2 separate regions of the Homo sapiens genome follow, and region 1 is linked to region 2. A link is a loop called in an ENCODE intact Hi-C map of the cell type or tissue named here. Cell type or tissue: psoas muscle. All regions are shown on one strand. Links, peaks and the distances in the headings refer to the core of each region. The heading gives the core; the rest is flanking DNA.

What was found. A loop is a pair of places that touch in the nucleus more often than their neighbours do. Peaks named below come from ENCODE experiments on the same cell type or tissue, not always from the same donor. Only the 100,000 strongest peaks of a DNase experiment are listed, where the experiment ranks them.
Region 1: a loop joins it to region 2, with 2.5 times the contacts of the local background. A loop is called at or near these places in 17 of 110 quality-filtered maps.

The regions. Positions count from the first base shown.
Region 1 is chr13:32,631,790-32,648,885 of GRCh38, forward strand. It overlaps PDS5B (PDS5 cohesin associated factor B), which reads left to right. Exons shown (of 35, transcript NM_015032.4): 2 at 16,965-17,091. The coding sequence starts at 16,984. Among named protein-coding and RNA genes, the nearest start is that of PDS5B, 54 kb to the left of the region's middle. RefSeq lists an enhancer at 14,382-14,491. In psoas muscle, for the core only: a CTCF peak has its summit at 7,934 (motif pointing left); a DNase peak (open chromatin) is centred at 7,922.
Region 2 is chr13:32,377,968-32,385,967 of GRCh38, forward strand. BRCA2 (BRCA2 DNA repair associated) reads left to right here. Exons shown (of 27, transcript NM_000059.4): 22 at 1,350-1,548; 23 at 1,783-1,946; 24 at 2,040-2,178. It also overlaps the pseudogene IFIT1P1. Among named protein-coding and RNA genes, the nearest start is that of N4BP2L1, 46 kb to the right of the region's middle. RefSeq lists enhancers at 3,625-3,919, 6,812-6,861. In psoas muscle, for the core only: CTCF peaks have their summits at 206 (motif pointing right) and 3,782 (motif pointing right); no DNase peak of the experiment used is centred there.

The DNA of each region.
Region 1 (17,096 bases), core at 3,519-11,518, 260 kb after region 2:
TACAACATGAATTGAGCACCTGAAGTTGTGTTCTAAACTGTTTTCTAAACTTGTCTGACCATAGGAATTGTCTGAGACATTCCTTAAAAACGGCAGAATCTGAAGCTTCTCCCCACACCTCCTGAATCAAAATTTCTAGAGGAGGAACCAGGATATTCTTATTAAAAACAAAGAGGGAAAGAATATCTTCAACAGATGACACTGGGACAACTGGATTTCCACATGCAAAAGAATTAAGTTGGACCTCTCCTTCACATAGTAGATAAAAATGAGCTCAAAATGATCAATGATGTAAATGTAAGATTTAAGCCTGTATACTTTTAGAAGAAAATATGGGAGTAGAATTTTATGAACCTGAATTTATTAGCACAAACAATAAAAAATATATATTGGACTTTATAAAAATTAAAAACTTTTCTGCATCAAAGGACATAAGAAAATGAAAACACAACCTACAGAAGAAAATATTTGCAAGTCATATCTTTAACAAGGATTTAATGTCCAGAATATATAAAGAACTACAGGTCAATGACAAAAAGACAACCTAATTTAAAAGTGAGCAATGATCTTGAATAGACATTTTTCCAAAGATACACAAATAGACCTGTAAGCACATAAGATACTCAACACCATTAATCATTAGGAAAATGAAAATCAAAAACATAATGAGGTTACACTGCATACCTACTAGGATGGCTATAAAAAAACAAAACCAGAAAATAACTGTTGAAGAGGATGTGGAAAAATTGGAGCCCTCATTTGCTGATGTAGCTAGCTGCTGCTGTGAGAAACAGTTTGGTGGTTCTTCAAAAAGCTAATCATAAAGTTACCATAAACTTAGCAATTCCACTGCTAGCTGTGTGCTGAAAAGATTTGTACAGGGACTGAAATGGGTATTTGTACAGCAGTGTTTATTGCAGCACTGTTCACAGTAGCCAAGAATGGAAACCAAGTGTCCACTAGCAGAAGAATGGATAAACAAAATGTGGTATATACATATAATATTCAGTCATACAAATAATTGAAGCTCTGGGCCAGGCGTGGTGGCTCACATCTGCAATCCCAGCACTTTGGGAGGCTGAGGCAGGCGGATCTTGAGGTCAGGAGATCGAGACCATCCTGCCCAACATGGTGAAACCCCGTCTCTACTAAAATACAAAAATTAGCCAGGCGTGGTGGCGCGCGCCTGTGGTCCCAGCTACTCAAAAGAATTTAAGCTCTGATAAGTGCTGTAACAGGATGAACCTGAAAATACACTCAGTGAAATTTGACAGAAAAGGACAAATACTGTGATTCTACTTACATGAGGCACTTAAGGATAGGCAAATTTATAGAGACAGACAGTAGAAGTTACCAGGGGCTGGGGAAAACAGGGCATGGGATGTTATTGCTTAATGGTTACAAGTTTCTTTCTGTTTTGGGTGATGAAAAAGTTTTGGAAATGGTAGTGGTTGCACAATATTGTAAATATAATTAATAATGTCACTTAATTGTACATTTATAAATGGTAGATTCTATGTTACATATATTTTACATAAAAAAAGTATTAGATCTAAAACTATTGAATTGTACACTCTAAAAGATGAATTATTTGATATGTGAATTCTGTCTTAATAAAACTATTTAAGAAAACAAAAACAAAACCAGCTATCCGTGTTTGGACAACACTGTCACAAAACAAAGTTGTTGATTTTAGCCAGGAAGCATATAAGGTAGATGTAATCAGTGAGACTAGATTCAGATTAGATTTAGTAATATTAATCCGTATGCAGTCCCTCAAAACTAATGTCTTTCAGGAATATATCAAGTGTTTATGTACTATAATGATTTTGTTAAGTTTTCCCCATTATAGGGAAATTTATTGAGAAACTTATCAAATTAAACTTTTTGGTGGACTTGACATCCTAATTTTTCTTATAACCCCTCCCCCAGTTTACTCATTATTAATATTTTATTTACAAGGTACATAACTTTGTAAGCAGATTTGTTGAATATTTGTTTATCTTTATGGATACTGTGTTACTTTTAATGAGGTAGAATTAATAGTTGTACTCTCATTTGTCCTGTATACAGTATGGTACATTGGGTCCTTACATATCAATATGGGTGGTACTTTTATGCCCATTTTATTGTCATCTTAAAGAGCTACATTGTAATGTTATGCAATGCCTCCTGGATTTTACTTCTGTCTCAATCTCTTTTCTCCTACTAAACTATACTTCTCTCCTGTTTTCTGTTATATCCTCTCTTCAAATACTCTTATGTTATCTTCCAGTTGTTCAGAGCTTCCTGTTACTGCTTCAGTGAGCCTCTTGCAGTCCCTCATAGATTCCTGCAGTCTTCCTGTGTTCTAGCTGGTATGTCTTTGTCTTTGGAAATTCTCTAAAATACAAATCTCATTTCTCTTTAAATTTCTTAGAAAAGAAAGAAAAAAAATGACAACTGCCTTATGTGATAATGACCAGACTCCTTATCAGAGACTTAAAGCCTTAGATTAACTGGTCCCAATTTCTTTTATAACACCTTCACCAATATGTGCACATGTATATGTACATGCACAGAATCTAGTTGATTCACTTTTGTTTCAGTACTTTTTTCCTTTTTATTCCAATTAGTATCATTTTGTTTATCCATTCACCAGTTAATAGACATTTGGATTGTTTGTTGTTTTTGGGCATTATGAATAATACTGCCATGAATATTCTGGTAAAAGTCTTTGTGTGGATATAGGTTTTCTCTTGGATGGACACCTAGAAGGGGAATTGCTAGGTCATATTGTAAGTTTACATTTAACTTTTTTTTTTTTTTTTTGAGAACAGTGTCTTACTCTGTCACCCAGGCTAGAGTGCAGTGGTGCGATCTCAGCTTACTGCAACCTCCACCTCCAGGGTTCAAGCGATTCTCCTGCCTCAGCCTCCCGAGTAGCGGGGATTACAGCGCCTGCCACTGCGCCTGGCTAGTTTTTGTATTTTTAGTAGAGATGGAGTTTCACTATCTTGGTCAGACTGGTCTCTAACTCCTGACCTTGTGATCCACCCGCCTCGGCCTCCCAGAGTGCTGGGATTACAGGCATGAGCCACCGTGCCCAGCCAACATTTAACCTTTTAAGATACTGTGAAACGTTTTTCAAAAATGGCTGCAGCATTTTACATTCCCATAAAATATGAGGGTTCCAGTTTCTTCACAACCTCAGCAATATTTCTTACTGCCTCTTTTTTTTTTTTTTTTTTTTTAAAGAGGCCGGGCCTTACTCTTGTCACCTAGGCTGGAGTGCAGTAACTTGATGATAGCCTTGAACTCCTGGGCTCAAGCCATCCTCCTGCCTCAGCCTCCTGAGAAGCTAGGACTACAGGCATGCACCACCATGTCCAGCCAATTACGTTTTTTTTTTTTTTTTTTTTTTTTTTTTTTTTTTTTTTTTTTTTTGTGGAGATGGGGGGGTCTCACTGTATTGCCCAGGCTGGTCTAGAATTCCTGCCCTCAAGTGACCCTCCTGCCTTGGCCTCCCAAAGTGCTGGGATTACAGGTGTGAGCCACTATGCCTGGCCTGTCTTTTTTTTTTTTTTTTTTTTAAAGACGGAGTCTTGCTCTGGTGCCAGGCTGGAGTGCAGTGGCATGATCTTGGCTCACTACAACCTCCGCCTCCCGGGTTCAAGTGATTCTCCTGCCTCAGCCTCCGAGGTAGCTGGGATTACAGGTGCGTACCACCACGCCCAGCTAATTTTTGTATTTTTAGTAGAGATGGGGTTTCACCATGTTGGCCAGGATGGTCTTGATCTCTTGACCTCATGATCTGGCCGCCTCAACCTCCCAAAGTGCTGGGATTACAGGCGTGAGCCACTGTGCCTGGCCTGGCCTTTTTGATTAGTGCCATTGTAGTCGCCTAATTAAGCTAAAATATCTTTGTGCCTTGAGTTTCTGGTTGGGCTAACGTTTTTGTTTCTGTTCAGTTTGCTCCGATTTTTTAGTATTCTGATTTTTTTTTTTTTTTTTTTTGAGGCAGAGTCTTGCTCTGTCGCCCAGGCTGGAAGTGCAGTGGTGCTATCTCGGCTCACTGCAAGCTCCACCTCCTCGGTTCACGCCATTCTCCTGCCTCAGCCTCCCGAGTAGCTGGGACTACAAGTGCCCGCCACCACGCCTGGCTAATTTTTTTGTATTTTTAGTAGAGACGGGGTTTCACCGTGTTAGCCATGATGGTCTCGATCTCCTGACCTTGTGATCTGCCTCCCTCGGCCTCCCAAAGTGCTGGGATTACAGGCGTGAGCCACCGCTCCCGGCCTAGTATTCTGATTCTTAATTTCCAATTCAGCATTCCCTAAAGAGCCTGAAGTAAAAACGAGAAAACTTGACCTCTTGTCATTGCTCTGCCACTTACTACAGGGTGACTGTATGCGAGTTCGTCAGCTTTCTGAACTTCATTTTCTTCATCTGTAACATAGGGATGATTCCTACTTTTATAGAATTTTGAAGGAAAATGTGTGCATGAAAGAGCTTTGAAAACCATGATCTGTTTTTAAAAAATTAAAGCTGTCATGCTTACGTATATGAAGTATCAGAAATGCTTACAGAGATAGTAGGCAGAATTAGCACTATATTGTAGTGTTAAGGCATTTGTTACTAAACTTGGCATGTAAATTTCCTCATGGAGCTTTTTTCATATGGAAGTGTTTGGGTCTGATTATTAGAGGATTCAGCAGTGCACCAGAGATGGAAAACCATTAGGTTAAGGGCATAGGCTTTGGAATCAGATATGGCTCAATTTAAGTTCAGTTGTTGATAACTTTAGCATAGTTATTTAACCTCTTTGAACCTCAGTTTCCTTGTTTATAAATGGGCATAATTATATAGTTCATCTTAGTAAGAACATTTATTCAGCTTTTGCTTTTTAACCTGCATTGTGTTATGCATTAGGTATGTAGCAGTGAACAAATTAGGATCCCTAAACTTTTCTCATATAGTTTACAGTTCAGAAGGGGAAACACATTAGAGAATTTGTATTTACATTTATGATAAATTCTTTGAAGCAAAAGTGCAGGGGTGGTGTGAGAGCATGCAGTCAAGATTTTATTTAGACTGAGTAGATTTGGGACAGCTTCCCTGATTGACAGGTGAGACTTGAAAGAGCAGTGTTAGCCAGGCATGAGGGCTAGAGAAGAGAAAAAGTTTATTGAAGCAGAAGGAATAGCACACCCTGAGACAGAAGGATCTTGGTTTAGTGTCTTCAAGGAATAGAGATGTGACTGGAGTGTAATGAGCAAATGGTCAGATTAGTATATTTGGAACTTATTCGAAGGGCAGTGAGAACCTATTTAAGAATTCTAAGTAAGGCAGTGATATGAAGAGATTAGCTTATTAAGATCATTCTGGTTGCTCTCTGAAGAATGAGTTGGATGTGGTGTAGATTTATGTTGTGGTGAAGTAATGGCTAATGATTTCATTTACATTTTGAAGTAATGTAAATGATTTCATTTACATTTTGCAAGGTAGCATTTATAGGATTTGATTGTTGATTGTAAATATTGAAAGGGAATTGCCAAGCTTCATTCCCAGAAAACTGTGAGGAAGAAATGGGTACATGAAGGCAACACACACTGAAGAGGGAGAGGAATGAAGAATGAGGATTTTTTTGGAGGGAGAAAAAAATTGGGAGACATTTTGTTTAGTTTTGAGTATCTTGAGTTCGCGGTATCTTTGAGAATACCCAAGTGGAAATGTTAAGTAGACAATTGTATGTGCGGACTGGAGTTGAAAAGAGAGATCTTTATGGAGTATGTATTAAAAGAAAGCTTAGGGCAAAAGCCTTGGGAGAAGAACATAAACAGTAAAAAGAGAATTGAACTCTGATGAGTTAACTGATATTTGGAGGTTGAGTAGAAGAGAAATCAAAGGAGACAGGAATGACCAGTAAGGTAGGAAAAAATCAGGAAAAGGCAATGTGTTACTAGAAGAAACAAAAGGAAAATAATGTTTCAAGGAGGAGGCTGCGGTCAACTGTGTATCATACTGCTGAGATGAATAAAATAAGGATTAGAAAAGTGTTCACTTGATTTGGCAACATAGAGGTCAACTGATGACTTTTAGTTAGCTTTTACTGCATAACAAATCACCCGAAGACTGACTTACTGAAAACAACTGTTCCCAATTGTGTATATTGGCAATTTGGGTTTGGCTTATCTGGGTGGTTCTACTGATCTGGACCAGGCTTAGCTGATTTTAGCTGGGGTTGCTTATGCATCTACAGATATGCCTCTGTGGTCACCTGGTGATTTGGTTAGGGCTGGCTTGTTCATGATGACCATGGCTGGGACAATGTGCCTCTGTGCATATACATTCTAATTTTCCACTGGGATAGCTTGGACTTGCCGACATCTCCATAGCAGAATTCCAAGAGCAGTAGGTAAGCTAACCCAGAGCACAAACACTTACTAAACTTCTCAATGTCCCATTGCCTAAAAGAGTCATAACGCCATCTCAGATTCTAGGTCTGAAAAAACACTTTTATTTCTTGATGGGAGGAGCAGCAAAGTCACATTGTAAGGGTGTAGATACAAGGAATGGAAAAATTTGTTGTCATTTTTTGCAATCTGCTAGTGACTGTGGCAAAAGCATTTTGCTGATGAGGTGGAGTGTGCGGGTGGGGAACTCTTTGGAAGCCAGGTTGGATTAATATGAATAGTGAATGGGAATTGAAAGTAGATAGTATAGATTACTCTTTGAGAAGCTTGTCTGTGAAGGTAATTTGGGAGAGAGGACAATACCTGAGGCAGGGGAGGTATTTGTAGTCTAAACAGGTATGTTGTATTTTCTTTCCCTTCCTGCCTGAATGCCTTCCATCCATCCAATAACAGAATATATTTGAATGCTGAGAGAGTATCTAGTAGACACAGAGGATGCTGATACGGGGGAAAGAGGAGATAACTAATCAAGTAAAAGTCTTTGAGTAGAGGATGGGATTTTGTGTGCTTATGAAGGGGTTAGTGTTTTGATGTGAGGAGGGCTATTTCCTTTCTGGTATTAGGGAAGAGGGAGGGAAGGAAGGAATGGGGAAGGAGGGAAGGGAGGGAATGGGTGCAAATGTACATAGGCATGTAAATTGGGTAATAAGAGGCTGAGGGTTTCCGTTTGATGGCGCTTCTGTTTTCTCAATGAAGCAACAGCAGTCTACATGGGGGCGTGGGGCGGGGGCGGCGTTGTACAAGAATGTGTGTTGGAGATTTGACGTGAATAGAAAAATTCGTAATTTTATCCACCCCCCCACCCCCCACAATGGGATATCGAGTTGACTACTGAGCAGAGAAATACTAATCACTCAATAAATGAGAGATATTATCACTATTAATATACAAGAATTACTTTAAAGAGATTTAACAGAACACTTTCTGTGCGGTTAGAAACTGATGCAGGTCGAGATATTCCAGGGCCTGGGGCTCCTTTTCTGTTTGAGCCAGTTAAACTTTAGTATCTTCCATAACATTGATGGTCCTTAAAAAATGATGTAGGCAAGTGACCATGTTTGCCCTTTTACAAATAAACATTAACAAAAATATGTATTCAAAGAAAGGGTCCAGTTTCTAAAAGAACTTCCTAAAGTATTCACCGTCACTGTTTTACCAGAACAAATAAGGAATAACATAAATACACTGATTTTGAATTAATAAAGATTAATTCAAACTGCATGGTAGATTAGTCAAAAAATTGTATGTTGAAAAAGGCAGATTTTTGTTTAAACAGTTGGAAAATATGTAAACAGGGCTTTCAAGTTGTATGCTTAGGGGAGAATAGCATAATTTACTTAGCGTTTTTTCTCGTAGGAAAAACTCCCATTAGATTTTTGGTTGTCCCTCAACAAGAATAAGCTAAACTTCTTACACTGTTTAATTATTGTGTACTGAAGAGTTGTCTTTATGGAGGGCACCATCTGCTGGTTGCAAGAGGTAGCAGTTGTGGCGAAGACTGCCTTCTGTAGTTATATCAGACTCTTTACAAAATCTTATGTTTTCCTTTGAATTCCACCTCAAACCTGGAGTGAAATCCCAGAAGGAAAAACAGCTTTAAATTAACATGGCCCAGTATGGATTCTAGTAGTGGTTTGATTTGATTTCTGTGACTGTGAATTTTTAAGAAAAATCAACATGAAACTGGCAGATGCCGGTCTTTATTTGTTGATTTGGATGCCTAAATCAACTAAAAAATAGGATTGCTTATTGTTATGATTGCTCTTGCTCTTTAGTCAGTACTTTGTTTTCCTTTTCTATTCAGTGAAAATATCTTACATATTTTTTACTACAGTCTCTTGTTTAGTTACATCTATGAACATTTATTTATGTCTGATAATATTAAAGAATGACCATTTCATTGATTTTTCTTGTACTCAGTGTGATTAAAAGATTCTCATATATTTAATTAATGATCATTTTATTTGAACTTTAAAAAAAAACTTTAGTATTAGAATATTTTCTTTTCTTTTTTCTTTTTGAGATGAAATCTCGCTGTCTCACCCATGCTGGAGTGCAACGGCACGATCTCAGCTCACTGCAACCTCCACCTCCCAGGTTCAAGTGATTCTCTGGCCTCAGCCTCCTGAGTAGTTGAGACTACAGGCATGCGCCACCATGCCCAGCTAATATTTGTATATTTAGTAGAGACGGGGTTTCGCCATGTTGTCCTGGCTGGTCTCAAACTCCTGACCTCAGGTGATCTGCCCACTTTGGGCTCCCAAAGTGCTGAGATTACAGGCGTGAGCCACTGTGCATGGCCTAGTATTAGAATATTTTCTTATGCTTACTGTTCATGCTGAACATAAAAATGTAAATATAATAATATGCATATGATAATTTTTGAACTGAATTGTTTTCTGAAAATGCTTGTTTCAAATAACCCTTTGAAAGAAGGGAAATTCTAGGTTATAGTTTTACTATTAATTGGTGGTAAATTTAAAGTTTATATTTTTTAAATGGAGAAACTCATAAATCAGCACATTGTTGGCCAGGTGTGGTGGCTCACGCCTGTAATCCCAGCACTTTGGGAGGCCGAGGCAGGCAGATCATGAGGTCAGGAGATCGAGACCATCCTGGGTAACACAGTGAAACCCCATCTCTACTAAAAAAAATACAAAAAATTAGCCAGGCGTGGTGGCGAGCTCCTGTAGTCCCAGCTACTCGGGAGGCTGAGGCAGGAGAATGGCGTGAACCCGGGAGGCGGAGCTTGCAGTGAGCCGAGATCACGCCACTGTACTCCAGCCTGGGTGACAGAGTGAGACTCCGTCTCAAAAAAAAAAAAAAAAAAATCACATTTTTCTGTAATATACTATAGTTTATAAAATAGAGTCTGATATAGGCCAGTTTTATATGACTATTTTCTAAGTGCAGTTATTTTTCATTTTTTGTTTGCTCTACCTTAATAGTGAATGGTTGAGATTCCCCAAAGATGAAAGGAACTATTATATGTCAAATCATTTATTTGACATTCTGTTTAAGGAGCAGCTCTGTATCAATACCTGTTTTTCATTGACTTAATGATACCCTCTTCTTCTGTGTTGCTCCTTTTCTGCTTCCTCTTTTTTCTTTTCACCTTTTTCTTATCTCGTAATTTGGTATTCATTCCCATCATTTTCTGGACACTTTTTTCTCAAATATCCTGTCAAGTTCAAGGGAGTATTTGCTGAAGTCATTTTGTATGTTTTCACTGAGGGTGATCATCACTATATGTCACCCCTCCATTTTCAAACATTTTTGCCTAGGTTTTTGTAATATCACTATATATCGTCCCTTCATCTTCAAACATTTTTTCCGTAGATTTTTGTAACAATTACTCTCATTTTTCTAAAGCCATTTTCTTGACTTTCTTCTGTTTTCCTTCTTTATCTCCCCTGTGGGCTCCCACCACCCCAATCACTATAGGTATTTCATTAAGGTTTAGTGTTGGTATCTCAGCTCACCCTACTCATTTTCTTTACTCATCTTGTAAACCCATAAAGCATGAACAATAAATTGTTCTAAAAATATTTTCTCATTTTACACTTTTTTTCTAGAACTTTAGATGTATAATCTACAGTTGCCTTCTAGAGCAAACTTTATTTTTCCCAAGACTTAATCTCTCTCTCTGGGTTTTCCCCCATCTCCATTACAACGAGGGCAGAGCTCTTTCTTGTACATTTGCTCATCATTGTATTCCTAGTACTTAGTGTATTGCACCAAGCAAATTCTCAATAAATATTTAAATAAATGGCCTTCTAGGAACAAAGGTTTCGAATCTTATAATCATGTTCTGCTTCTCTGGTATAATCATTCGTAAGTCGTTGAATCAGTTTTCTTGTTTTGTAGTCATTGCCTACAGTCAGTTCCTCATTACTTCTTTCTTGGAATTTTGCAGTAGTTTTCTAACTTGTTTTAATTTCTCCTGTGTCTAGCTCTACTTTTTGCTGTAACCATAATTTCTTCGAATAGTTCTGGTCGTTCATTCATTCATTATTTCCTGAGTGCCTACTACTGATAGTAGCTATTTGCGATAGATGCTAGCAGATAGATGCTAGCATAAATGTTATATGCTACTTTTCTTAAGGAGCTTACAGTCTAGTGGGAGAGACAAAGATAGAAATAAGTACAATAGATACAATGTGATAATTGCTAATTGTAGTAGGTTCAAAGTGTGACTAGCTGTAGGGGAGGAGCCTAGCTCTGCCTGGTTGAGGTCAGAAAAAGTTAAAATGAGACTTTAAGGTCTATAGAGTTTGCTTAGTAGACAAGGGCCAGTATGTTTTACTCATAGGAAAAACAACCTGTGTATATTCACAGAGGTGTTTCAAACCTCTCCTTACAATGCTGTTCATAAGACTGAAGTGCAAATTGAGTAACCTCCCTCTTTGTTGTCTCTTTATTTTTTCCGTCTTAGCTCCCTTTACTTCCTTCCACCTTTTCCTTCAGTCATACTTCTGGTCCAGTAACTGAAATTTGCTCTCTGAGATTTATTCAGAATGTTTTTTTCTGTCTTTTTATTCTGTGTATTATTACCACTTTACCCCTGTCCACTTACAAAAGTGGTTTTTCTTTCAGTCTTATTTTTTCCAAGCTTGTTGTTTATTTCTGTTAGGATAATTTCAGAATCAACTGTGATTCACTTATTTAGGGGAATGTCTGTTTCTCTTCATGGATTTTGAGACCCATTTTACGTGTTTTGCTCTGTAGTTTCTGCTGTTGTGTTCTGCATATGAGGTGCTTGATAAATTTTTGGTTACATGGATGAGTATATTTTACAAGGTCACTCTGTCTACATTGTATAGCTGTGGTCTGTGGCCATATTCATGTATTTGTTTTTATGAATCATGAACAGCTTTTGTCTCTGAAATAAGGCAGAGAGACTTTCTTCCACTCCAGACTCAGTGGAAGAGAAGCTTATCACATTTATCAATCCATTTATCAATCTTTCCCTGGAGTGCTTTGTCCTAGGCATTGGCTGAGTATCTTCTTTGGTTGAAGGAATGTAACTATGAACTTGGTTCTTGCTAGTGTTTTTCCTAACCTGAAGTCATGCAGCTATTCTCTTTTATCATATTCTAAAAGCTTTTAACACTTTGCCTTTATATTTAAGTTGTTACTGTACCTCGAATTCATTTTGTATATGGTGTGAAATATAGGTACAGTGTCCTTTTTAAAAAACTTAGATATGAAAGTGTCTTCAGAACTTTTTATTGTATTCTCTCTGCTCTTTCCTGTTATCGCTACCACTTTTTTTCATATACAGTTGCGTACCACACAACTTTTCTGTCAGTGATGGACTGCATATATGATGGTGGTTCCATAAGCTTATAATACTGTATTTGTACTGTATCTTTTCTATGTTTAGATACATTTAGATACACAGATACTTACCATTGTGTTACGGTTGTGTACAGTATTCAGTACAGTAACATACTGTACAGGTTTGTAGCCTAGAAGCAATAGGCTATACCATATAGCCTAGGTATGTAGTAGTCTGTTCCATTTAGGTTTGTGTAAGTACACTGTATGATGTTTGCACAACAATAAAATTCCCCAACAACGTATTTATTAGAATGTATCCCATCATTAAGTGATGTATGACTATGCACAGGAGGAACACAGATTTTTGGATGTTAATCTTGTATCCTGGAACGTCGATGAACTAGTAGTTTATTTTTTGTAGATTCCTTTGGCATCTTCTGTGTAGATAATCATGTTGTCTGGATGTAGGGACAGTTTCTTTTCCAATATGTATGCTTTTTATTTTCTGTTTCTTTGTGTGCTGCCTAGGGCTTCTAGCATTATATTGAATAAAAGTGCTGGGAGTAGACATCATTTCTTTGTTTCTGATCTTAAAGGGGAAGCATTTAGTCTTTTACCATTAAGTATTTGTGTTACCTGTTGTTACCTGTTGGTGACTTATGCTTGTTATGGATGTCCCTGACTTATGGTGGTTCAACTTAGGACAATTTTTTGACTTTATGATGGTGTGAAGGCAATACACATTTGGTATGTTTCTTGACATATGATAGAAATGCACTTTTGGCTTAACTATATTTTAAATTTACAATGGGTTTATTGGGACGTAACCTTATTGTAAGTTGAGGAACATCTCTATATTGATGTTTTTTACTTTTCATCCTTGCTAAACTCAGTCTTAATAATTCACATGTTTTATCTGTAAATCCTTTTGAAGTTTTTATGTATGTAAACATATCATCTGTGAATAACGACTGGTTCATTTTAAATCCTTATACCCTTTATTTCTTTTTCTTTCCCTCCTTTGTTGATTAGCATCTTTATTGCAGTGTCAAATTAAAAAAAAAGTGATGATAGTAGGTATGTTCCTGTAGTTCCTGAACACAAAGCTTTTAATGGATTGTCAGTAAACATTATTTATGCTGTAGGGTGTTTATAGCATCCTACTTATCTCAGATAAAGGAAACTTTCACCCAATTCTTAGTTTACTAAACTTGTTTCTTGTTTCGTTTTTGTTTTACAGTCATGAGTTGTTGAATTTACCAAATTTTTCTTAATTTATTGAGATTTGAAAAAATCTGTTTAGTATATAATTTAAATATGATTTTCTTTTTAAGCCTGTTGATGTGATGAATTTAACCTTGCCTTCCCGGGATAAACACTTATGAATATATTGCTGCATTTGGTTTCCTAATATTTTGTTTAGGAGTTTTGCATTTATGATTAAGATTTGTCTGTGATTTATTTTCTCTGATTGTTCTTTTCTTTTTTCTTTTCCTTTTTCAGATACAGACTCTCACTGTGTTGCCTAGGCTGGAGTGCAGTGGCACAATCATAGCTCACTGCATCCTTGAACTCCTGGCCTCAAGTGATCTTGTCACCTCAACTTGGCTAATTTTTTATTCATTTTAATTTTTTTGTAGGGGCAAGATCTCGCTTTGTTGCCCTGGCTGGTCTTGAACTCCTGGCTTTAAGCAGTCTTACTGCCTCAGCCTTCCAAAGTGCTGGGATCACAGACAGGAGCCATTGTGCCTGGCCTCTGATAGTTCTCATTGGGTTTTGTTGTCAGAGTTATGCTAATTAGTTGCTTAAAACTAGTTGGGAAGGATTCCCTTGTTTTTCATTTCTTGGAACTATTTGTATGACATGGGAAATATTTCTTCCTTTATTTGACAGGACTCACTAGTAAAGCCATCTAGACTTGGATATTTTTCCTTGTGGAAAGATCTGTTAATGATTGATTTTGTTTCTTAATCATTTTTTTCTTTCTTGAGTTAGTTTTGGTAATAAGATGTAGTTTCTCAGCTTTATCTACATTTTCAAATGTTATATTATCAAATTTATAAGATTGACCTGTGATTTTTGACTTTGTTGATCCTACGCTTGTTTTCTTTTGATTCATTGATTATTAAGAAGTGCTTTAAAAAATGTAAATGTCTGGAGCTTTTCTTGTTATCTGTTTTGTTAAGCTTTTTGTTGAAGTATAACATACATTCAGGAAAGTGTAAAACTTATGTCTTTAGCTCTATATGACTTCACACAAAGTGAAAATACTTGTGTAACTAGCATCTTAGAAGTATCTTTTCACCCCTTTTTCCGTTAACATTTGTCTCCCAAAACATCACTGTCCTGACTTTTACTGTCATAGATTAGGTTTCTCTGTTTTCGAGCTTATAAATGTAATCATACTCTTATGTAGTGTTTTGTGTCTGGCTTCTTTCACTTTGATGTGTGTGTGTGGGTGTGTGGGTGTGTGGTGTGTGGTGTGTGGTGTGTGTTGAGACAAGGTCCACTCTGTCATTCAGGCTTGAGTGCAGTGGTGTGATCATGGCTTGCTGTGGCTTTGACTTCCTGGGCTTAAGCAGGACTTCCACCTCAGCTTCCCGGGTAGCTGGGACCACAGGTGCACACCACTATGCTTGGCTAATTTATTTTTATTTTTTGTAGAGATGAGGTCTCACTGTATTGCCCAGGCTGGTCTTGAACTCCTGGGCTCAAGTGATCCACCTGCCTTAGCCTTCCCAGATGCTGGGATTACAGATGTGAACCATCATGCCCATCCAGATGTTTGTAATGTTAATCCATATTATTGTGTGAGGCAATGATTTATTCTCTCATGGCTGTGTTTTTTTTTTTTTTTTTTTTTTTGCCCCCATTGTATGACTATACTACAAATTGCTATTCATTCTAGTGTTGATGGTCATTTGTGTTTTCTGTTTTGGCAACTGAATGGTATTGCTGTGAACATTTTTTTATATGTCTTACGGTGGACAAACTATACGTTTCTATTGAGTAAATACCACAGAGTGAATCTGGGGCCTATTTATCTTTTTTTTTTTTAACTTGATATTTAGCTTAACGGGTTTTAGTGTTTGCATGACATAATTTTCCATCCTTTTACTTTCAGCATGTATCCACTTTTTTCATTGTCTTTTAAGGTGTTTATGTTGAAATTTAAAAATCTTTTCTTTTAACCTGATTGTGTATATTACATACACATATAGTACTTAGTATGTGCTAAGCAATGTTGTAGGTACTTTATATATAAATACTTACACCTCTTAGTTTTCATTTGGCTAATTTGCCCTTATTTTACTCTGCACTTAAAAATTATACTCCTTGGTTGTAAACTTCTAGATTTGCAGTTATATTCTTTCTCTGCTTTGAAGATAACATTTTGCTGTCTTCTGGCTTATGTTGTTGCTGTTGAGAAGTCACCTGTTAGTTTAAATGCTATTCCTTTCAAGGTACTGTGTGTGCTCTAAATTTTGTTTGTTTTCTGGAATTATTATTATTTTAAATTTAACCCTGTTTGGCTTACTGAATTTGTAGGTTGGTATTTTATGATATTCTCTGTAGGTATTTGGCCTCTGCTTCAATCTAGTCCTTCTGGTACTCTCATGAATCCCATGAGTGAATCTCTCATTCTTCTCTCTCTATAACTTCCATGAATTGTAGGCTACATTTAGGCCTTTCTATCCTTATGTATTTCAGGTGTATGTTTCACTGTGTTGCACTCCGGATAATTTCTTATGACCTTTCTTTCACTTCATTCTTTCTTTTTTGAGACAGGTGGAATGCAGTGGCGCAATCTCAGCTCACTGCAACCTCTACCTCCTGGGTTCAAGCAGCTCCCCTACTGCAGCCTCCCGAGTATCTGGGACTACAGGGGTGTGCCACCACACCTGGCTGATTTTTGTATTTTTTGTAGAGATGGGATTTTGGTATGTTGCCCAGGCTGTTCTTAAACTTTGGAGCTCAAAGTTTAAGCTCAAAAGGCCTGCCTTGGCCTCCCAAATGTGCTGGGATTACAGGCGTGAGCAATCCCACCTGGCCTTTAATGGTTTTTCGTATCTGCGAATACATTGACCTGTTGAATTTTCAATTTCAGTAATTGTATTTTTTCATTTTTAGAAGTTCTATTTAAAAAAAATCTTCTAGTTTAGTCTTTATAATTTTTTTTGTTTCCTGTAGATATTTTTGGAATTGTCTTTTATTTCTTTAAGATTATAGTAGTTTTACAGTCTTTGATAGACACAAAAATTGTGTCTGTTTTTGTTGTGTGGTATTTCTGCTGGTTCTCCCTCATAGTTGCTTGGTTATTTTTGACTTGATACTTGCTCATTGTTCTAGAAACATCATAGTGGGGATTCTTTGATACTTAGGATGAAGGCACCCTTCTCTAGGCAGGACTTGGATTTACTTATGTTAGGTGCTTGGGGCTGTTATTAACCAGGGGTCTGTGAGTTCATGTTTTGAGATTCTCTGGGCCACTTAGGTCATGTCAGCCCCAGCAAGTGTGCAGGCCCATGGCCAAAACTAATTACCTGTTCCTTCCCTGTATTCATGTTGCCTTTCTCTGTTTAGCACCAAGGCAGCCTTCTCAGCGGTTCCCTCTAGGGGGTGGGGCTGGGGAAAAGAGGTGTTCATTTCTAGTTTACCCTCTCCTTTGCAGGTATATCTTCTTTGGGTAGGGTGGTGGCCTACATTAATGTCAGGAGAGTTTCCTATTTGACTGTCTGCCTTGATATGTTCAGATTTACTTCTGTTCCCCTTGCCCTATAAGACCATCAAAACTGAATCCCACATTTGTCAGAAATGAAAAATGCTTTCAGAGTATAAGTAGCTATAATGTCCCAGTGTTCCCACTTACTTCCCTGGATTCCTATTTTCTCTTAGGTTTTAGTTTGAGTACTTTGTGGTGCTTTTAAAAAGTATTTATTTTTTATTTTTCTCTAGCTTACTATTATTATTATTATTTTTAGTTGGAGGGTTAGGACAAATAACAAAGCTTGCCACTGAGGAAATGAAAGTAAAAATAAGTTTTGTTTTTCTAAAAATAATTTGGGGAAATGTTCAATAGAGTGATTTTCATTAAATGGTAAAGTAAATTACTATAAATTAGGAGGTAGTTACAAATTTTGGTTGGTGGGGAAGGTTACCATTTATGTTTGTTAAGAATGTTTATATCTATTTTTTGGTTTGCATCTAATAGTTTTCTTGTTTCAGGGGTAGAAATATTTCTGTCATGGCTCATTCAAAGACTAGGACCAATGATGGAAAAATTACATATCCGCCTGGGGTCAAGGAAATATCAGATAAAATATCTAAAGAGGAGATGGTGAGACGATTAAAGGTGAG
Region 2 (8,000 bases), core at 1-8,000:
AAATGTTACAATTTGGGTTCTCCCTGTGAGAAGTGAGTCCGGTTTTAAAACCTGTGAGTATACTTGCTGCAGGTCTGAAAATGAAGGCTTTATGATTCTTTCTTGAAAAATTATTTGCCTCTATCTTTTATAATATTATTTGTTGAAGCTTGTGCATTCTATGAATCATCATGAAGATAGCTTTAATTTCATCCACAAAATTTAACAATATTTTTTTGTCTGGACATAAGGGGGCAGAATAAGAGTTGGAGTAGGGCCTTGCCCAGCCACTCTGTAACTGGACAAGTGATGTATTTATTTCTTAGGACCTCATTTCCACCTTCTATCAAGGGAAAACCTAAGAGTAGGTTATCTTTAGGGTTCTAAGTGCCTATGAGTCTATGAGATTTGACTTTATTAAAGTTATCTTTGTAATTCTTTGAGGAGAACGTAGGCATCCATTTTTAAAACAGTCCTGTTAGAATTTGTTTTCAGTAACAATGTTGAATGATGGCCTTTTGAAATCAGGTTTTACAACAAAATTGTTTAAACACTGCCTGCATATTTAGAATCTCTATACCTATATTAAGATACAGAGATTGGATAGTCTCCCTTTTCAGTATAGATAATCTCCCTTCCCGGTAGAGATTAGGATATTAAGATGTATAATATCCTAAAGTGTAGCAGCAGTCTGGTATGTTACATGTCTAAATTCCATTTCCTATTTTATTTGTTTATTGATTTATCTGTTTATTTTTGTTACACTGGGTAAGATTCCCAAGAGGTACAAGTAGAAATTTGCTAAAGTGAGTAGGACAGAAGTGTAGAGGCAAACATAAAAGTATGTTTAGTACATATCTGTTTTAAATTGTATCTACTATTTCAAAGTTAATGGAATTATACTCCTGGGGCTAAGAATGAGGGTTCTAGGGCCAACCTCTACTACCTATGTGGCTTGTGCAAATTAGTTGTCCCCTTTGTGCCTCAGTTTTACCTACAACACAGAAACAATGATATTACCTACCCCATGGACTGTTGTGAAGATTAAATGAATTAGTACATTTACTACACATAGATCTATTTCTCAAAATAATGAGCATTCAGATATTAGCCATCTGTAATGTAGTTGGTGATGATTATGATTATTAGAGTACATTTATAATTGGAGGATCATTTTTGCCGTAGGGAAATAGAATTATTAATAGTTTGAGGCACCTGAGAATATTATGTGAGAAACTGATTACATTAACCACACCCTTAAGATGAGCTCTAATTTTGTTGTATTTGTCCTGTTTAAAGCCATCTAGTTACAATAGATGGAACTTTTTTGTTCTGATTGCTTTTTATTCCAATATCTTAAATGGTCACAGGGTTATTTCAGTGAAGAGCAGTTAAGAGCCTTGAATAATCACAGGCAAATGTTGAATGATAAGAAACAAGCTCAGATCCAGTTGGAAATTAGGAAGGCCATGGAATCTGCTGAACAAAAGGAACAAGGTTTATCAAGGGATGTCACAACCGTGTGGAAGTTGCGTATTGTAAGCTATTCAAAAAAAGAAAAAGATTCAGGTAAGTATGTAAATGCTTTGTTTTTATCAGTTTTATTAACTTAAAAAATGACCTTACTAACAAAATGATTATAAATCCAGATAAAGTATAAAGTTAGTTTATATCAGAGAAGCAAAATCCACTACTAATGCCCACAAAGAGATAATATAAAAGAGGATCTGTATTTATTTTGAAACAAACATTTAAATGATAATCACTTCTTCCATTGCATCTTTCTCATCTTTCTCCAAACAGTTATACTGAGTATTTGGCGTCCATCATCAGATTTATATTCTCTGTTAACAGAAGGAAAGAGATACAGAATTTATCATCTTGCAACTTCAAAATCTAAAAGTAAATCTGAAAGAGCTAACATACAGTTAGCAGCGACAAAAAAAACTCAGTATCAACAACTACCGGTACAAACCTTTCATTGTAATTTTTCAGTTTTGATAAGTGCTTGTTAGTTTATGGAATCTCCATATGTTGAATTTTTGTTTTGTTTTCTGTAGGTTTCAGATGAAATTTTATTTCAGATTTACCAGCCACGGGAGCCCCTTCACTTCAGCAAATTTTTAGATCCAGACTTTCAGCCATCTTGTTCTGAGGTGGACCTAATAGGATTTGTCGTTTCTGTTGTGAAAAAAACAGGTAATGCACAATATAGTTAATTTTTTTTATTGATTCTTTTAAAAAACATTGTCTTTTAAAATCTCTTATGATTAGTTGGAGCTACCAGTTGGCAAATTTGCTAGCTAACTAGTGATCTGAAAGTAAGCCTCTTTGAACCTCTGATTTTTCATGAAAAGCAATTCTCTCAATTCTATATTATTTCAAGGGTAACAAGTTACATCCTAGTCTGTGTACTTAATTTTATAGAAATTGTCCTTAATTTTATTTTCTGCAATTTATGTTTTCTTACTATTTCTGGTGTATGTGTTTATCCCATTGTGATGTTATATTGGTGTCCTCAATTTATTTCCTTAGCCATACACTCTACTTTTCATTGTACAGGGCTATTTATTATCTCAGAGTCAAGCTTTTTTTTTTTTTTTTTTTTCCCCGAGATGGAGTCTCACTCTGTTGCCCAGGCTGGAGTGCAGTGGCGCTATCTCAGCCCACTGCAAGTTCTGCCTCCCAGGTTCACACCATTCTCCTGCCTCAGCCTCCCGAGTAGCTGGGACTACATATACCCGCCACCGAGCCTGGCCAATTTTTTGTATTTTTAGTAGAGTCGGGGTTTCACCGTGTTAACCAGGATAGTCTAAATCTCCTGACCTCGTGATCTACCAGCCTCGGCCTCCCAAAGTGCTGGGATTACAGGCGTGAGCCACCGTGCCTGGCCAGAGTCAAGCTTTTATTTTATTGAATATATGGTCTTACTAAGTTCAATAGCATGAATCTGTTGTGAAGAATTCAAGAATTTTCTTCTATTTGTTGAGTTTTGTTTTCTTAGGAGTTTTGCTCTTTCTCTTTTGCTGTGTTTTCTCCTTATTTTTTAAATGTGTTTGTGTTTGGTGAGTTATGTTTTAGTGCTTCGTAGGTTTTTCTTTGACTATATTATATTAGTAAGCCACATTGTTCCCATGCCATTTTATTTCATCTTGGTCATATTTGGATGACTCTTTTCACACATTTTATTGTTATTATAGAAGGTGGATAACTTTTGTTCATTTAATTCATCAATATTTATTTAATGACTGTTATGTGCTAGACAGTGTTTTAAGTGCTGGGTACATAGCGATTAACAAAACAGATAAGAATCCCTACCCTCATAGAGCTTACATTATGAGGTTGGGGGAGGGAGATTACAAACAAAGAAATAAGTAATATACATGTGTATAGTTTTTTTAGTGCTCAGAAAAAAAATTAAGTGGGTAAGGGGGTAATGTCAGAGAAGAGAGAGGGATGTAATTTTAGATTGAGAGGTGAGGAGAGAGACCTCCCTGGAAAGCTGACATTTGAGTGAAGCTTGAAGGAATTGAGGGAGTGAGGTGAGGCATGTGGCCATCTGGGGAAAGCTTTCCAGGCAATTACAAAGGCCGCAGTACAGCAGGATCATGCCTAGTGTGCCGTGAAGCATTGGCAGAGACCAGAGAGTGAGAAGTAACATCCAGGGACAGAGGCAGTGAAGAGCCAGGTCGTGTGGGGGTCCTTGTGTGGACTGTAACTTCCTGTGATGACAGGAAGTCACAGGAAAATTCCAGGTAGAGGGACACTGTCTGACAGGTTTTCACAGAATCATTCAGGCCACTGTGTTGAGAATAGGCTGTAGGGGGCACAAGAGTACAAACAAGCCATTTGGAGGCTCTTTCAAGCACTTAGGCAAAAGATGATGAACCAAACAAAAGCAATGGAAGTGGTGAGAAGCAGTCAGATTCTTGTTGTATTTTGAAGGTAGGGGGACGGTGCAGGATGGTCTGAACATTGGGAAAAATGGAATTGCCACTTAGAAGGAAAGACTGCAAGAAAAGCAAGTATGTGGGGAAGTTCAGGAGCTCAGTTTTAGACAGTTAAGTTTTAGATGCTTATTAGGCATCTAAGTAGAAATGTCTACTTGATGGTTACATAGGAATCTGTTCAGAGGAATGGCTGGATATGAATTTGGGAGTCTTTACTACAAATTTTTTTGTATTTTTAGTAGAGACGGGGTTTCACCGTGTTAGCCAGAATGGTCTCGATCTCCTGACCTCGTGATCCACCCACCTTGGCCTCCCAAAGTGCTGGGATTACAGGCATGAGCCACTGCACCCGGCCAGTCATACAGGGGACATTTAAAGCCGTGAGACTGGATGAGGTCACTGTGGGCATGGGAGTAGATAGAGACGGGAAGAGATCCAAGACCTGATTGAAGCCTTTTATACTTAGAAGCAGGGAAATATAAATGTAAATATAGGAATCAGTAAAAGAAACAGAGGAATGGCCAGAGAGGTTGGAGGAATACTGGAGTGAGGTATGCTGAAAGCCAAGAGAAAAAAAGAATTGTCGAGTAGTGAGAGTGATTAAGTCTGCCAAATGCTATTTCATAGAATTGATAATGAAGTGAGGACCAAGAATTGATCATTGGCTTTAACACCGTGGAGGAGCACTTTCAGTGGACTGAAGTGGGGCAAAGGAAATGGAGGGAAAGGAGGAATGATAGTGAATATAGGCATTTCAAGGATTTTTGCTTTAAGAGAAGAAGAGAAATGAATCAGTAGCCAGAAGGGGAATCAGGATCAAGAGAACATTTGCTTTTTCAGTTGAAAGTGCTAATAGCATACTGATGAGATACTGTATGCTGATGAGAAAGATCCAATAAAGAAGGTAAAATGCAAGATGGAAGCAAAACAGGAACAGCTGTGGGGCACTGTTCTCAGATACTGTGTGGTATGGTATCTAGAGGCTCTGTTGAAATTGGCCTTAGCTAGCAGGAGAGACTGTTCATCTGTAATCACAGGAAAAAAGTAAAGTACGTAGGTATAGATACCAATGGAAGAGTTGATATACAAGAGGAAACTTGTGGCAGACCTCTTTTGATTGCTCTATTTCCTCGCTGAAACAGGGCACAAAATCATCAGCTGAGAGTCAGAATGAAGAAAAGGGGGCCAGGCGCGGTGGCTAACGCCTGTAATCCAGCACTTTGGGAGGCCAAGGTGGGTGGATCACGAGGTCAGGAGATGGAGACAATCCTGGATAACACGGTGAAACCCCGTCTCTACTAAAAATACAAAAAATTAGCCGGGTGTGGTGGCGGGCGCCTGCAGTCTCAGCTACTCGGGAGGCAGAGGCAGGAGAATGGCGTGAACCTGGGAGGTGGAGCTTGCAGTGAGCTGAGATCACACCACTGCACTCCAGACTGGGAGATTCCGTCTCAAAAAAGAAAAAGAGAAAGAAAAGGGTGTTGAAGGTTTGAGAGAAGAGGAAAGGCATGAAATCATTATCTAAGAAAGTGGTAGAGTAAATGGACTAAGTAAACACATCATGACTGCCAGGGCCCACTGGAGGTTTAATGTTCATGAATATATTGTTGTTGTGTGATATTTTTTCAACCGTGTTCAGCTCTGATGGTGTGGGCATGAAGTAGTTGGAAAGTAGAATTTAACCAGGTCTGTAGTTTAGCTGGGTAAGTAATGCAAAGCAAGAAGGGCAAAGAATTTGGGGGTATATGCAAAAGGAGGATTTAAATAATTGACCTTGGACACAATGCAGAGCAAAGAAGAGACATTAGAAGACGTGGATCAATGAACAGGAGATAAGAAAAGCTGATTGTAGGTCACGGTGGGTTTGAGTTAGGGTTTTAGAGGGAGTGAACTGGGCAGATCAAAGGTAGGTGGTTGAAGAAGGAGGTACTTCAAATTGAGATTCTGGGGGAAATGGAGTTATTGGAAATAAAAGTCTTGGGTATGTCCATTGCAGTGAGTTACCAGTGGAAAATAGAGGACATGATCATTTAGGAAGAAAACAAGGAACTTGGGAGCAACAGAGTATTGGAAGGATTGCCTGTGAGGATACTGAAATTTCCAGGAAACATGACCATCGTGATGACAGAATGACAGTGAGTTATGAGTTAAAATCTTCAAGGAATGAAAGGCAATGAGTGAGCCAGGGTCAATGGATGCCTGTAGCAAGGAACAGTAATGAATGACAGTCTGATAACACGAGGTTCAAAACTGAGTGTTTTTAGAGTGGGAGGAGCAGCAATGAAGCATGAGGAAGACATCTGCCTCATCTCAGCCTCCAGTAGCACAAGGTCTGCAGGGGCAACTGTACAGGCAGACAAGAACCAGGTTTGTTGCAACAAGATGGCAATGAGAGCACCTGCAGGAAAGGGTGACGGTAGTGGAGATCTTACTGAGTTCCAGAGGCCCCATTGAAAGGATTCGAGGAGATGAAGAGGTAGGAGGAGATGGTGCCCAGAAAGGCCACATCCAAAGCCTGGAAGCGGAATCCAGGGAATTTGGCATGACTGAGAGCCTGTGCTGCCTTTTTTAAATGTTTTAATTTTTGTGTGTTTATAGCAGGTGTATATATTTATGGGGGAGCCTGTGCTTGTTATGGGGACTGACACAGATCAGCTCTTGGCCCCAAGGCAAGGTGTGTGGGAGAAGAAAAAGTGAGGAGGCCTAGATGTCAGAGGAGTCCGGCTAAACCACTGCAGAACTGCTGCCTAATTCACAGCAACCATGAGTAAAAATGCTGATGATCATCAGGTCAAGGATAGTCTGGAGCAGTTAAGATGTTACTTTACATGGGAGGTATCAATTAAAGATGATGAAATGCCTGATTTGGAAAACAGAGTCTTGGACCAGATTGGGTTTCTAGACTAAATACAGTGTGGGAATACACAATACACAACCTACTAGCCTATGTGAAACACCCGAAAGGCCAGAATGAGGAAGTGCTGGAGAACTTGAAAGAAGCTGAAGACTTAATCCAGAAAGAAGATGCCAATCAGATTTGAGAAGCCTGGTAACCTGGGGCAACTTTGCCTGGGTGTATTACCACATGGGCAGACTGGCAGAAACCCAGACTTACCTGGACAAGGTAGAGAACATTTGCAAGAAGTTTTCAAGTCCTTTCTGTCACAGAATGGAATGTCCAGAGATGGACTGTGAGGAAGAACGGGCCTTGCTGGAATGTGGAGGGAAGAATTATGAACAGGCCAAGGCCTGCTTTGAAAAGGATCTGGCAGTGGCTGCTGAAAACCCTGAACTCAACACTGGGTATGAAATCACCGCCTGTCGCCTGGATGGCTTTAAATTAGCAACGGGGGATCACAAGTCATTTTCTTTGCCTACCCTAAGGCAGGCTGTCAGGCTAAATGTAGATGATAGATATAGTAAGGTTCTTCTTGCCCTGAAGCTTTGGGATGAAGGACAGGAAGCTGAAGGAGAAAAGTACTTTGAAGGAGCTCTGGCCAATACGTCCATGCAGACCTTTGTCTTTGGATATGTCTTTGGATATGTCTTCTCTTCTTACTGAAGAGAAGACTTTGTGGATGAAGCTCTTGAGCTCTTAAAAACCTCCTTGCAGGCAACTCCCACTTCTGCCTTCCTGCATCACCATATAGGGCTTTGTGACAGGACACAAAAGATCCAAATGAAGGAAGCTACCAACAAGCAGCCTAGAGGGCAGAACAGAGAAAAGGTAGACAAAATGATAAGATCACCTGTATTTCATCTTCAATCTGCTGTGGAACAAAAGCCCACATTTGAGGTTGCCTATATAGAACTGGCAGGAAAGTATATAGAAGCAGGCAATCACAGAAAAGCTGAAGACACTTTTCAAAAAGTGTTGTGCATGAAACCAGTGGTAGAAGAAATAATGCAAGACATATATTTGCACTATGGTAGATTTCAGGAATTTCAAAAGAAATCTGATGTCAGTGCAATTATCCGTTATTTAAAAGCAATAAAAATAGAAAAAGGCATAATTTTCAAGGGATAAAAGTGTCAATTCTTTGGAGAAACTGGTTTTAAGGAAACTTCAGA